2 separate regions of the Mus musculus genome follow, and region 2 is linked to region 1. Evidence: chromatin loops called from intact Hi-C (ENCODE). Cell type or tissue: left cerebral cortex. All regions are shown on one strand.

Region 1 (8,000 bases):
CACAGCCTTGGGATAATGGCCGTACTAGATCACAAGTAACAACTTCATTCCAAAATGAAGATCAATGCTCTTCAAATGAAGAAAATAAAATCTCTAGAAGTTGAGAAATAGCCCATTTGGTAAAGTACCTGCCTCACAGGTATGAGGACCTGATCTGGATCCCTAGAACACCTACATAAATGCTGGATATGATATACAGTTGTAGTTCTAGCACTGGGAAGATGGAGTCAGTCAGCCTAGCCCACCCAGCTAGCTCCAGATCAGTGAGACCCTTATCTGAGGAACAATATTTGCAACTGACTTCTGGTATCCATATGCACTACACACACACACACACACACACACACACACACACACACAAATAAAATTTACTCATCTTTGGACTGGGGTGTGCCTCCATGGTAGAACACTGATCTAGAATGTAAAAAGTCCTGTATTCAATCCCTAGTACTGGAAAAATCATCCTACCAGCCTGTCTAATTAGAACATAAACACATCTCTGGCTTGTGAATATACATAGTGTAGGTCTGAACTGGCCCCAGGCTACAGTGTGTCGTCAAGTCTAGTGTCAACTCTGACAGACATCACAAACAGAAAGTAAAGACACAAAGGGCCACAGATGTTTCTTTAGAAACAACTAATGTGGGCTGGAGAGATGGCTCAGCGGTTAAGAGCACCGACTGCTCTTCCAGAGGTCCTGAGTTCAATTCCCAGCAACCACTTGGTGGCTCACAACCATGGGATTCTGTAATGGGGTCCGATGCCCTCTTTTGATGTGTCTGAAGACAGCTACAGTGTACTCATATATAAAATAAACAAATCTTTAAAGAAAAGAAAACAACTAATGTTAGTCTTTGTTAGAGTAGAAAGAAAAGTCCATCTAGACTGCGTCAAGAGAAAACAAGTTTCAAAGGCAAAGACATGCAAGAGCTGAGAAGAGCTCGGCCTTCAGCACATTCCCCAGGAGGAATGGTGATGTCAGTGAGAGGAACATGGGCACTGGTTACAGAAGACATGACAAGCAACTGCCAAACGTATTTAAAGACAGCTCTTAAAAACAGAACTTTTAAAGCTCAATGAGCCAAGAACAGCCAGCAATGACCTCAAGAGCCTGTCTCCTTGGACTCTAGTGGGTTGAATGGACTCTCTGCACAGGAGCAGCCCCAAGCATAGAACCAGAGCTGTACTGGCTGGTTTTGTGTCAACTTGACACGGCTGGAGTTATCACAGAGAAAGGAGCTTCAGTTGGGGAAATGCTTCCACGAGATCCTGCTATAGGGCATTTTCTCAATTAGTGATCAAGGGGGAAAGGCCCCTTGTGGGTGGTGCCATCTCTGGGCTGGTAGTCTTGGTTCTATAAGAGAGCAGGCTGAGCAAGCCAGGGGAAGCAAGCCAGTAAAGAACATCCCTCCGTGGCCTCTGCATCAGCTCCTGCTTCCTGACCTGCTTGAGTTCCAGTCCTGACTTCCTTTAGTGATGAACAGCAATGTGGAAAGTGTAAGCTGAATAAACCTTTTCCTCCCCAACTGCTTCTTGGTCATGATGTTTGTGCAGGAATAGAAACCCTAACTAAGACAAGAGCCTATGCCTAAAAGGGCTCATCAACTGCAAATCCCACCTGCTTCAGCTGGAAGATCATCCTTGAGTGATCACCACCTGTGATTTGGTCCAGGAGGTCATCTACCATCTTCTTGCTATAGCTTCCAGCATCCTTCACGAATTCCTGCAGGCTAGAAGGGAACTGTGTGATGGAAGGTGCTGAAAAAGCATCACGCTCCAATTTCAAGACTGACTCCAACAGTGACAATGACTCTGACTCCAGACAGTCTCTGGAGCTTCCCATATATGTATGGGGCACTAGACTAATGGCTCGCTAACAATTTTAAAGTAGTTCATGGCATAAAAATAATAAAAATAATTACAATATAATTATAATAATAAAAATAATTAAATCTCCAGGAAAATCAAGAAAAAACAAAAGGCAGGCACACAAATCCATATAAAGTCATAAGACACACTCATTAATCTCTAAGGAAAGGCTGTCTACATCTGCCAGTCTGACATTTAGAAGTATAGCAGCAGGAAATGTAGATGTGGTAAGTGGGCACATATGGAGTGGTAGGGTAAGACTCAGGGCACACCTTTTGGTATACTTTGATTTCTGAACCATATGAATATATTAGGTTAAAAATAAATAAAATTTAAAATGTAGCCAGAGAACAAAAACCCCATAGAATAAGCCATCAAGGATAGCCTAAGGCTCCTAGACCCTGAAGATCCTTCAGAGAGACAAGCAAGGCTGCTGGCCCAGAGCTAATCCTAGATAAACCGAGTCGCTGATAAAATACAGGCCATCATCTGGGATCTCTGACAATGTGTACAGACAGCGGACCTCGGTGGCCACCTCTCTAGCTTCACAATTGTAGTTGTAATGCTACATTCCAGGCTGTCATGAATTTTGCCTCCGCCATCCTACCTCACTCCACCCGAGCGCGTCAGTCTCAGTCCCCACCTCAGCACCTGAGAATGTGACTGTGTTTGTAGACTTGTGAGAAGTGACTAAGGTGAAAAGAGGTCAGTAGGAGAGTTGCTCATCCAATTTCACTAGTGTTATATATAAGAGGAGGAGATCAGGATAGAGGAAAGGCTGTGCGGAGACAGGAGAGAAGATAGTGTCTGCATTAAACCAACATTGCCAAAACCGGGCCTCAGACTGCCAGTTTTCAGCACAGTGAGGCCTTGGCGTTGGAAACTGATTACTGTGGCTCCAGCTGAGTAACAGTCACTAGGAAATGTACCTCAAAACCACTGTGAAAAAGGACTCCTTGTAAGTATACCCCATTTGCTAAGCACACATATATTTATTTATGCTATAGTCTGGATCACTGCCTTCTTCAAATTGTGCTGAACTGCAAGGCAGGTCTATGGCAGAGATGTGGACAATGGCAAATAGTACCGGAGCTTGTGCTGGCACCACCTTACTTACCGACAGGGCTGTACTTCCCAGAGCTCTCAGCAGGGCCAAGCTGCTTGCATAAGTGTGTGAGCCGGCTTACCTCAGTGCACACTGCACACCAGTCTCATCTCCATAGGCGGAATACAGAAGCTCCATCTCATCTGACTTCAGGTCCCCAAACACAGAGTTGTTCTGCATTGAAAGTGCAGTGCTGGCACTGGAGAGGAATGTGACTAAAGAGAAGGAAGCAGAGGCCAGGTCAGAGTCATGCTCAGGGCACACCCAGCATGGCCACAGCCATTGTTCCCTCCAGGTGGCCACAACCTGAGTCCATGCCTGGCTCTTCCTTATTCCTTTCTGTTTGAGCACACACACAGCAGCAGAAACTATCTATGGGTAATTGCAGTACCTACTCAGCACCCCATTTCACACCTGTGGGCCAAGGGCTACAAAGCAAAGACTGAGTAGAGATGAACTTGGACAAGCAGAAGTGGTTGTTGGGACCAGCCAATTCATGAACTCCCTCAGTAGAACCAGGAACTGGGCCCACACTGGATACACTCTTGCCCAGGGTTCTAACAATAAACCAGGTTATGTCTACATGACTCAATGCTTCCTAACCTCTACTGACATCCACTATGGTGGCAGGCATGCCATGTCTTATGCTGCAATCACTCCTCTGCAATGCTTCTTGGGGACAAAACTGCTGAGCTGAGAGCCAAACACAAGCAACATCTCAAAAATGAAGTGTGAACACTATCAAGGGAGGGGTTGAGGTGAGGGAAGGTGTGGGTAGATCTCACATCACAGATGGTCTGAATGCAGGCTGGTCTCTGCCTTAGTTTGGGTTTCTAATGCTGTGATGAAACACCATGACCAAAAAGCAAGTTGGAGAGAAAAGAGGTTTTTTGTTTGTTTGTTTGTTTGTTTTTAGCTTATTATTAGATCATAGGCCATTATGGAAGAAGTCAGAACAAGACCTCAAGCAGGGCAGGAACCTGGAGGCAGAAACTGATGCAGAGACCATGGAAGAGTGCTGCTTACTGGCGTGCTTCACCAGGGCTTGCTCAGCTTGCTTTTTACAAAACCCAGGAACACCAGTTCAGGGATGGCACCACCCAAAATGGGCTGGTCTCTACCCAGTGATCACCGAGAAAATGCCTTACAGCTGGATCTCATGGAGGCATTTCTTCAGTTGAGGCTCCTTCCTTTCTGATGACTCTAACTTGTGTCAAGTTGACACACAAAACCAACCAGGACAGTCTCTAATACTCGGAGATGTAGAAAATATCATTCCAGAAAGAAAATGCCCTCTAGTGAGGCTGTGCCAAGCCCCCCTGTAACAAGAGGAAATATCAAAAAAGCAGATGTTGTGCATGACTGAAGGTAAGGAAACATGGTCAAAGCTTATGGTGCAGAGGTGACCTTGAGCTGGTTCTCCAGAGCCACAGTAAAGGTGAGGAACACAGGATGCGACAAAGAAGAAAAGAAGCAATGACACAGAAAAGGACAAGCCCACGTCCACCCCGCCCATTCCCACCACTCAAGACAGAATAGCTGCAGACAGGCAGTGAAACACCAATTCTAAGCACGTTACTCTTGGAATGGGCGTCTCATTGTATTGCCTATAGTTGATTAAAGGCAGAAGAAATGTCATCAAAGCACATCTAGGTTCAGACCAGGATGGCTACTGTGTCTCCAAGGGAAGGAAGTGTTATTTCTTTCAGCTCCACAAAGAAGCATCAGCTTTTGAGTGTTCTCCCATCTCCAATGCATACCTGTGCACACACCAAAGCAAGCCTTAGGACACACATATGTCCTGAAACACATGAACAAGTCAAAGCAAGCCCTATAAGCACACAAGCACACATATTACCACATATGTACAACCACACATTCCAAACACACTACAAGACCCATTATAAATGGAGACCCCCCACAAATACAAATGTACCTGCCTCTCTCAGGCCATGCTGCCACCCACAACCACCCTGTCTAGGTCTCTCAGCTGCTAGGCAGCAGCATCACCCTGTAAATGGTTAAGATTAAGCCTGGCATAAGAAATGAAGCTCTCTATCAGAACCAGCAGGATCCTGAACCGAGACTCCTGTGGAGGGAGGGAATGGAAGCCTGTGAGAAGAAGCTTGTGAGCGCAGTCGAACTCACCTTCAGTGGGGAGAAGACTGCAAAGCAGGAACTCAACTCCAACTATGACTTTAATCCACCTACTTTAATGGAGCTAAGCTTCATTTGTCTTAAAAATCTGAATCCTGCAGACTTGATGTACCCAGATGGGAGGACACCTGGAGAGGGGGTACCCTCTCAGAGGCAAAGGGGAGGTATGGAGGGACCCTGTGAGGGTCGGGCAGGAGGGGGTAGCATCTGGAATGTTAATTAATTAATTGATTAACTAACTAAACTGACTCTAGACCCAGGAACAAAACCATGAAGAAAATCACGGAAGAGGACAGTGTCACATCCCCACTGAGCCCAGCCACCCTCAGCTGGAGAGCTCCTATCAGTCACTGTGCTTACCTTTATTTCTTCTTTCATCTTTGAAACCCAATGTTGTAAAACCTGGGAGCAACTTGCTAGACAGTGAACTCAGGTCCACAGGGTGTGTCTCCTCCTCTGCAGAAGACACAGGAGGGAAACATCAGGAGGGCTTGGCCACAGCTCAGCTTCTCAGTGATGAGCAACTTCTCTATAGTTCTTTAGACATGGCGAGGTGGAGCATGGTTATGCTACAAGATTCATTTAAAACTGATTTGGCAAAAGCAAGAAATAATTCTTAAAGCTAACACCATTTCAATTTGATTCAGTAATTGCCTTGACATCGATACCATGAAAAAAAAATGTCTGGAGCTAGACAGACAGATGATTCAATTGGCAAAGTGTTTGCCTTGAAAGCATGAGCTGCTGAGGTCAATCCCCCAAATTTCTATTTAAAAATAAATAAATAACAATCAGACAGAATGGCGCATGATTCTAATCCCAGTGTTGGGGAAACAGAAATAAGAAGGTTGCTGAGCCTCGCCATCAGCCTGCCTACCCTACTGGGCGAGTTCCAGACCATGAGAGACCTTTTCTCAAAAAAATAACAAGGAGATGATACTTAACAAATGTTGTCCCTCTGGCTCTAAATGGGTGTGTGTGGGTACACGCACATGCACACACACACACACACACACACACACACACACACACACACACACACACACACATCATGTCTGGGGCTATCTTGCCTTCACCTTTGCAAAGTGCTCACTCAGCACTGCGTGCTAAGGTTCACACTTGCTGGCCATCCTGATCCTCCACACGTTCCTCAGGCTCCACAACTGCTGACTGGTTTTCCCATGCACACATTTCTCCACCCCTGACAGGAACTTGAACTTTCCGCACTGAATTTCTAGTCTAAGTATGGGCAAGCCCATGTAGTTTCTCCTAAAGACCACAAAACGTGTTTCCATTAACAGTTAAAACCCAAGTGTCTACCCTGTACACACTGGAACAGATGAAACAACCCTGACGACAGAGTGCTCTGTACAAGACTATTTAGAAGCTGAAGAGCTGAGGGAGATGTCTGCCTGTGCAGGAGAGACTCAGGCAAAGCAGGAAAAGAGGCATCCACCATGTCCCACCCTCTCCAAGTGTGTCTGTAGGCATGCTGCAATCCCAAAGTCATTCATAGACACAACTGCTACCTTCTCAAGACGTTTCAATGCATGAAATACCCTTCCAGGCTGGTGCACTGATGGCATTTATGTTTCCAACTAAGACATGCCCTGACATCATCATCCAACCTTCCTTTCAGAATATTTCTGAACTTCACAAGCATGCAGGTCAGCATATGGCCCATGAGGAAGGAGTGCTGGAAGAACTCAAGACATGAAACCTTCCTACATCATCAGTGACATCCAGCTCTTAAGAATGTATCACCATGCTGAGAAACCCAATAAAGGCCTGATGGCATCCTAGCTCCTTGCATAACACAGGCTCCACTGTGCACATGGAAGCCAGGCAACTGCTCTGCAGTCTCATTACCAGTAGTGGTGACGTGACTGTGTGATACATACTCTGCATCTCAGAGCATGTACAGAGCTCAGAGGACAACGTGCAAGCATTGAGGCCCCGCACAGAGCACCCACCATCAGCATCAGGCTCAGGTGCGTTCACCACGCTGTAGAGCAGACTTCCATCTCCAAGCTTCTTCAGGTACCCCATCTGCAAGGAAGCAGCACCCAAGTGTTATCCCCCAGTAGTTACGTCTACTAGAGACACGTGACATACTAGTCACATCTCCACCAGTTTCTCCAGGAGAAAGGACCAGAGACTCCCTCTCGCACGCCCAAGGATTAAAGATTGCCCTGCTTGTGACTGAGGCCAATTGTTCATGATTAAATATATCTGATTATGACCAAGGACACACACACATATATGGTCAAAGCACTGCTGAGGCACATGACCAAAGAGTTTCTGAAATAAAAGCCTTGACCCAGAAGCAAATATTTAAAACCATTCATAAGCCAGAACAAAATGAGATAACGAATGCCAGCTGGGTAAAAGCATCATACCACTCTACAGTGGTCTATGCCTCCATCTCTAAGGCAACCAGAAGCATGACTCCACTAAAAACCTAACACAAAAGGCCTGACTATTTGCAGTCTTATGCAAGGACAGTATGTCAGGGTGTGGAAGGTGCACATGTGCAGATGAGGTGTTCAGAACACTGGCCATATGCAGGAAGAGTGAGGTCTTGTGATTGCGGAGGCCCCTGGGAGACTGTCAGAGAGCAAGTTAAGTAGGGTAGAGGCCAGAAAGGTGGCAGATCCTGCAACTGAAGGGTCCAAAATGTTGCCATTTCAATATTCAGTATTTAAAACGTAATGCACATTTTGAAGACTTGGTATGAGAAGAAAAGTAAAGTCTTAGTTACTGTTAAGATGGACCTTACATGGAGATTGTAAGATTTAGATCATGTCAGGTCCAGTGGAGGCTCATTTTAACCACATCAACTTGTACTAGAAAAGGTGCCTGGAGAGTG
Region 2 (8,000 bases), 350 kb before region 1:
GCTTCATGTGGGTTTGCTGTGACATGCAGAGGTGGGATCTGGGGATGGGGGCAGAAATGGAGTAACTGTAGCTAGCAGCCAACGTGGAGTGATTGCTTAGCTTCTCTTTTGTCTAAGGTTTGGTGCTAGCAAAACTTTTTATTTTAAACCCTTGCAACTAGGATCAGGTTCCTAATAGTGATCTTTCAGTATTTGTTCCATAAAATTATAATGACCTGGACTATACCTGGTCCCTGTTGTTGTCACAGCTGTTATGACTTTTTAAGCATAAGACATTGCATTTTTATGGTAAAGCTGGTATGGTGAACCTTGATGCCAGGTATATGTAAGTCTAGCAATATGTATAGTACATAATCCCTGATAATAATTGAAATACTATACTTTTTATTTCCAGAAGCAAGGTCTCTGTACCTCTGGCTGGCCTTAAATTCACAATGGAGCCTATGCTGGCTTTGAACTCACCCTTCAAAATAATGGAATTATAGCTGTGTACCATGTTTTACTTTTTTTTTTATCACTGCAGTGCTATGTGGCCTAGGATGGTCTTGCCTCAGCCTCCTGAGTGCTGAGATTCAGGTGTGTGCCACCACACTCAATCTCCATGCTAGCACATTTTCATAAAAACCACTCATGTCTGAAGTAGGTGGTAGACCACACACTGTTGAGGTTTGCTTGATGTGTGGGGGCTATTGTTTTCTGTTAACACATGGAATTCCCTTGTGTCTTTTTTTTTATAATTACTGAAAGCATATTATAGACTTCATAAATTTATTCAAAACTGGCATACATATAACCTAGTCTTATAAAATATGAGTGGAATCTGGGCATGCCAGCACCATGCCTTTAATCACTATAACTCTATCGTGGAGGCAAGTAGATCTCTATGAATTCAAGGCCAGCCTGGTCTGGTCTGTAGACGTAGTCTGGGGCCAGGGTTACACAGTGGGACCCTGTCTCAAAAACATAAAACAAACAACAAAATAAATGGAATGGAATGGTCTTGCTCTTCGACTTCTGACCTGTCTGGATCCAAAGTCTGCTGGAGGGGAAGTGGGCTATAAAGGCTGATCCCTGCATGATGTTCACACACTGCATGAAGTTGGCAATTTCCTTCACTGGGCCCTTCAACACATGGGCCCTTCTGGACTATAGTCAAGATATAAACTAGTGTCTCTGTCCTAAGACACCCATACCAGGTCCATGAGGTGGTTGTGAAATGTGAAGAAGGGCCTGTGTGGTATAAGGTTGGCTAGACCTGCCGTTATACTTTCTTGCCAGTAGAGGTATTTGTCGTTCATAATGGTTCTGACTAAAGGTGTTCAAGAGTACTCAACCCGTGCTTTCCTGTGTGAATACCATTTTCAGTGTCTCTTTAGAAGATGCGGGAAATCCATGTGCTTCTGAGATTGAGTCCTCAAGATGTCTTTCATCTAAGTACACTGTGCTGTACAGTAAAATTTCAATATCTGTGTTTCTCCCAGAGGTTGACAGACATATTCAGACGCTATGACACGGATCAGGATGGCTGGATTCAGGTGTCTTATGAGCAATATCTCTCCATGGTCTTCAGCATTGTATAACCAGGCCTTGAGAACAGCAAGCACGGCATGCAAAAGACTGAAGATGCCAAATCCCTTACCTGTGATAGAACAGGGCACAGCTGCAGTGAGATGCCGTCCTTCCCGTTGGCTGTATCGTTCATACTTGGGGACCTGGCTGTACATATGTGAATATGCTGGTCAGTGATTCTGTAGTGACTCTAGCTACACTGTTGTGATACAAACCTTGGGTTTGCTGACTAATTGTGCCATGAGACCTAATAATGCTTCAGGATTTTGCTCTCAAACTATCATGTTCTTTTCTAGATGTCTCTAAGTCTATAGTTGCAATGCTTTTATTAGCCAATAGAATTTTAAAATAATATGGAACTTGCACAGAAGGCTTTTCATGTGCCTTACTTTTTAAAAAAAATTGGAATATGTAACATAAGCAATAAAGTGATGATACAGACTGGTTGCCTAGTTTTGGCTGGTTTTTTGCTTTGTTTTGTTTTAACCAAACAGGTGGAAGAGCTGTGCCGTTTGTTACACTACTCTAGCATAACACGTGTGCTGCGTGAACCTGGGAGTGTGGGGCCTAAAAATGAGGCAGACTAAAGTCTCATGCAAAAGCCAACTTTATTTAGAGCATCAGAAAATTTATACTCTGAGGGTTAAGAGGAACCACAAAGAAGTCACACATGGCAAAAACATGTTTTTTCCATAAAGGCGTATGAATAGCAACAGCTGCAGTAAACTCACTCCGGTCTTCCATACCTGGGAGGAGCACAAAGACACATTCTGGAACCAATTCTGTGAATTGAAGAAACGGGTCATGTAACGTAAGCAATAAAGTAATGATATAGACTGGTTGCCTAGTTTTGGCCGTTTTTGTTTTTTTAACCAAATAGGTGGAATAAATGTCCCCTTTGTTGCAGCTTAGTTGCTATGTGAACATGGGAGAGTTTTGTTTTCTGATAAGCACTCAGAATTCTTTCATGACTCCACTTTGGGACTGTGTTCTGATACCCTTGTCCTTGAAGTCACTGTCTCATGTGTACTCTCCTATCTAAAATTCTGTCCAACAGACAAGCAGGACAGAGGGACAACTAAACAGATAACCGAGTTACAGCTCTGGGGATGGACCCCTTCCTGCCCCCTGCTGGTCAACTCAAGTTGGAAGAAGTAGGTTATGCTTTAGGAGGGAGGGACAGGGTACGAAGACAACTGGGTAGGTGTCAAGGATGAGAAACAGATCCGTTAAGGTCCCCTCTGGCCAAGGATGCCACTGAGGCTTTGTTTCCTGTGGTTTCTAGTTTGTGGGATCAGGGAAGGTGCTATATTCTGTGGTGGCAGAGTTAACCTTGTGACCCCTTTATGGGCGTCTCTGGGTGTGCTCCATGGCTCCATCCCTGTCAGTCATCTACCAGACATCGGCCCACACTAGCAGATGACCCTAGTCCAGTGAGGCCAACCAATAAACAATGAAGTTCCTAAGTTCAATGGTAAATGATAACTCCATTTGTGTAGAGGCTACCTGGACCCCTCCATTTATAGCCACTCTTCACCTCTGCTTCATCCCCGTCCTATCCAGCCTCAGTCTGCAGGACTGCCATGTTTGTCCTTCCTGTGCTCACATACATGTCTATACATACATGTACCAAATATGAGTCTCATTGCACATTGAGCCTTCTAATGGCACACCTTAGTACCTGTGCTGTAGTCTTGAATACTACGTCACACTTGTACTATGTTCCTGGGCGGGAGAGATGGCTCAGCGGTTAAGAGCACTTACTGCTATTGCAAAGGGCCTGAGTTCAATTTGCAGCAACCACACGGTGACTCAAAACCATCTGTAATGGGATCTTCTGGTGTGTCTGAAGACAGGTACAGTGTACTCATATACATAAAATAAATCTTTTTTTAAAAAAGGTACCTGCACCAGCAATACGTCTTAGAACCTGCTCCATAGTCCTGAGTACCCCAACACCACACTATTGGTTGAGTACCTGCACTGGATGTATGAGGACCCACCCTGCACACCTGAGGGGACATAGCCACTACATGCCTGAGAACTGACACTGCCGACCTGGGTACCTGCTCATCTGCACTTCACCTAAGAGTGAAGTGACTTGATTGTACATGTGTGAGCTTGTACTACACTCCTGGGAGTGTGCCACACCCAAGAATGAAGTACCTGTGCCACATATCTGGGTGTGGCCGTGCCATAACCCTGAGTGGAGTACATTCCAGAGCCCAGTGCTGTTACTAGGAAGGCCTCGGCTTGGATGACCTGAACTCGGTGTGATTTGGTTGGGCTGCTTCAGAAACGGAAAATGTCCTGGAGTCAGGGTTCCTACTGAGGGAGGCAGAGTGATACGGTGGGCTGAAGGCCGTTTGTGGAGTGGGGACTTTCTTGTTCTCTCAAAGGGGAGGAGGTGGCTCATGGGGTGTAGAACAGTGCCCACCTTAAGAGAAGCGGTGCTTTGAGCCTCCAGTACACCAAACTGCCCAGAACAGCCCCTGCCCTTTAGTAGAGAAAGCTAGGAAGCCTGCCTTGGGAAAACCATTGAGCAGAATGTTTATAGGCTGTGCTCAGCCTGGCCACACGAGGGCAGTGCAATCACATCAGAAACAGTCTCTGCCCATCCTCTCAGGGCATTTGCAGAAACCATAGAAGGCCTAGGGGTTGGCTAAAGGGAAGGGTGGGTGTCTGGAGAGAGTTTCTTGTAGTTTGTGTCCTTTGCTGTTTCCTTTTTGTTGTTCATTCAGATCTGGTTGTTAGTATGTAGTGAATAGATAGCCAATTAGGAAAGTATGATAGAGGAGCTGGCCATGGTGTGAACAATGCCCTGTTAAGAAGGCAGCCATAGGAAGGAGAGACCAGGATATCCACCCTCCCCCAAGCTGACTCGTCATATAAACAGTATACACATGATTAAATGCTTCACAGCTTTGTGTGGTAAGAAACTGGTTGAGACCCTGAAGGTGTCACTCAGATACAAACTTCAGAGAATCCTACATGAAAAAAAAAAATGGTTAAGGTTGTCTATCCCTCCAGATGACAGAGACAAGAAGATCTTGGCGCTTCAACTATAGCCATTTTTACTAACAGTAGGAAGTGTGTCTTTCCCTCCCCTCTACTCTATTATATGGATGAGGTATACCGTCATGTTCCCAAGTACAAACTGGCTCCTGGTCCGTGTCCTGCAAGAAGAAATTTCTTTTAAATGCTTCACCCATGACCTCTGGAAAGTTACGTGTTGTGTTCCTTCCCTCCCAGCAGTTCACTAACAGACCCCCTTGTTCTGTCAGTGACCGTCTGTTCTCCCTCAAGCAATGCTGTCTCCACTTTCTTGAGACGATTCTGATGGCGCTTTACCTTGAGGTTAGGGAGAGAGAGGCCTCTGGGAGTAAAGTGTAGGCTCTGCAAGCACTAGGACCTGAATTTGGATCCCCAACATCCACATAAAAAGCTGTATGTGGTGATGCAGGACTCCTTTTTTTTTTTTTTTTTTTTTAGCTTTTTTTAAAATTAGGTATTTTCCTCGTTTACATTTTCAATGCTATCCCAAAGGTCCCCCATACCCAACCCCCCCAATCCCCTACCCACCCACTCCCCCTTTTTGGCCCTGGCATTCCCCTGTACTGGGGCATATAAAGTCTGCAAGTCCAATGGGCCTCTCTTTGCAGTGATGGCCAACTAGGCCATCTTTTGATACATATGCAGCTAGAGACAAGAGCTCCGGGGTACTGGTTAGTTCATATTGTTGGTCCACCTATAGGGTTGCAGTTCCCATTAGCTCCTTGGGTAATTTCTCTAGCTCCTCCATTGGGGGCCGTGTGACCCATCCATTAGCTGACTGTGAGCATCCACTTCTGTGTTTGCTAGGCCCCGGCATAGTCTCACAAGAGAGAGCTATATCTGGGTCCTTTCAGCAAAATCTTGCTAGTGTATGCAATGGTGTCAGCATTTGGAAGCTGGTTATGGGATGGATCCCTGCATATGGCAATCACTAGAGATGCAGGACTCCTAATGTTGAAAAAATCAGGAAGATCCCTGAGGCTCACTGAGCATCAAGTCAAGCCAACCAGTGAGATTCAGGTGCACTGAGAGATGATATAAGATGGAGAGTAACAGAGGAAGAACCTGTATATCAACTTCTGGTCTCCACATGCACACACATAGACACACATCCCCATACACTTATGTGTACATCCATACACACCACACAAACCAAAGCACCCCTAGTCTTTCAGCCAGGTAGCAGGTACTATGGGAAACAAGTGGGTTCAGGATAGCAGAATGTGGGGATGTTTTCCCAAGAAGAATGGGCCCTCCGGGTTAATGCGTATGGGATTTATTCTACCTGCTGTGGGATCAGTGCCCAGGATGCCTCTGCCATAGTTCTCTTTTGTGGCTCCACATCTTCAGACAACCCAAGCAACATAGGATTCCCTGCCACTCTAGAAGGAGCTAAAAGTGGAGCTTCCTGTTAGTATCTTCTCATCTTCCCACAACCTGACAGTGTGCTGGTTAAGGGTCCAGGGCCGTATTAACTAGGCTTCTTGTTCCTAATTTGAATGCAGTTTATGCCTGAGTGTACTGGGGAAAAAAGCAAGTAGAATTTGATGGATGTCTGATTCTCCATTGGAAGCTTCAGGAAGCTGCCATTATGTCTCTAACAGTTGGAACATCCATAATAAAATATTGCAGTACAAATCCAAGTCTTGCAGGCCATGTTCGGCATCTGGACCTCTTTTAGGCATCATTTGTGCTCTAGGAGCTTTGGGTAGCCCCGTGCTTCTAGATCTGTTGCCTGTGGCACACACTGACCTACAGCTTTCCTTCCATATTTCTGGCATCTCAAGTACTCGGTTACTCCACGACAAACTAGACTTCACTTTCATAGGATGGAGTCTGTCTTAGGGTTTACTGCTGTGAACAGACACCATGACCAAGGCAACTCTTATAAGGACAACATTTAATTGGGGCTGCTTTACAAATTCAGTGGGTCAGTCCATTTCATCAAGGTGGAAACACGGCAGCATCTAGGCAGGCATGGTACAAGAGGAGCTGAGAGTTCTACATCTTCATCTGACGGCTGCTAGTGGAAGACTGATTTTCAGGCAGCTAGGATGAGAATCTTAAGCCCACATCCACAGTGATACACCTACTCCAGCAAGGCCACACCTCCTAATAGGGTGCCACTCCCTGGGCCAAGCCTATTCAATCACAAATTCTCTTTTCCTATTTATTTATTTATTTATTTATTCATTCATTCATTCATTCATTCATTTTATACCCAAATCACTGACCCCACCACGGTCCCCTTTCACACAATCTCTCTTCCCACTCCCAACCCCTTCTCCTGTGAGAAAGTGGAAGTCCCCCTTCATATTCCCACTCCCTGGTGTGTCAAGTCTCTGCAGGGCTAGTTGTATCCTCTCCAGATGACACCAGACAAGGCAACCCTGTTAGGGAAACAAATTCTACAGACAGGCAATAGCTTTAGGGACAGCCCCTGCTCCAGTTGTTCATCTGGGGGGACCCACATGAAGGCTGAGCTGTACTTTGCTACATATGTGCTAAGGGCCTTAGCCCAGCCTGTGTATGCTCTTTGGTTTGTGACTCAGTCTCTGAGAGCCCCCAAGAGACCAGGTTAGTAGACTCTGTTGGTCATCCTGTGGAGTTCCTATCTGCTTCAGAGTCTTTAATCATTCCTCCAACTCTCCCATAAGACTCCCTGAACCCCGTCCAATGTTAGGCTGTGGGTCTGAGAATCTGTTTCAGTCATCTGCTGGGTGGGGCCTCTCAAAGGACAGTTTGCTAGGCTCCTGTCTGCAAGAATAACACGGTATCATTTAATAGTATCAGGGACTGGTACCTGTCCATGGGATGAGTCTCAAGTTGGGATGGTTATTGGTTGGCCATTCCCTCAGACTCCACTCCATCTTTGTCCACCTAGTATTTGTAAGCAGGACAAATTTTGGGTTGAAAATTTTGTGGGTGGATTTGGTAGTCTTATCCCTCCAATGGGAGTCCTGCCTGGCTACAGGAAGTGGCCTCTCCAGGTTCCATATCCCTACTTCTATGCATCTCAGCTAAGGTCACCTGCATTGACTACTGGAAACTACCCCCCATGCCAGGTCTCTGACATGTCTTAGAGATGCCTCCCATGCCCCTCCCCCACCTACTACAGATTTATATTCATTCTCCTGTCCCTCTGGCCCTCTCTCATGTCTCTCCCCACACCTGATCCTGACCCCTCCATTCCCCTCGCCATCCCCTCTCATCCAGTCCCCTCTCTCCATCTGCTGCTTATGACTATTTTATTCTAAGTGAGATTCAAGCATCCTCACTTGGGCCTTCCTTCTTCTTCTTGTTTAGCTTGTTTGGGTCTGTGGATATTGTGGGTATCCTGTACTTTATGACTAATATCTACTTATAAGTGAGTACAT

What was found. Peaks named below come from ENCODE experiments on the same cell type or tissue, not always from the same donor. Only the 100,000 strongest peaks of a DNase experiment are listed, where the experiment ranks them.
Region 2: it touches region 1 in a loop (4-fold over the local background); 8 of 42 quality-filtered maps call a loop at or near these places.

Annotation. Positions count from the first base shown.
Region 1 is chr13:73,945,264-73,953,263 of GRCm38, reverse strand. Brd9 (bromodomain containing 9) reads right to left here. Exons shown (of 16, transcript NM_001378947.1): 9 at 7,105-7,180; 10 at 5,492-5,587; 11 at 3,057-3,189; 12 at 1,619-1,730. Among named protein-coding and RNA genes, the nearest start is that of Brd9, 11 kb to the right of the region's middle. In left cerebral cortex, no CTCF peak of the experiment used is centred here; DNase peaks (open chromatin) are centred at 3,708 and 6,978; H3K27ac peaks cover 1,901 bases.
Region 2 is chr13:74,297,530-74,305,529 of GRCm38, reverse strand. Pdcd6 (programmed cell death 6) reads left to right here. Exons shown (of 6, transcript NM_011051.3): 6 at 1,482-2,409. The coding sequence ends at 1,580. Among named protein-coding and RNA genes, the nearest start is that of Ahrr, 9.2 kb to the right of the region's middle. In left cerebral cortex, CTCF peaks have their summits at 1,288, 2,719 (motif pointing left) and 4,140 (motif pointing right); a DNase peak (open chromatin) is centred at 4,152.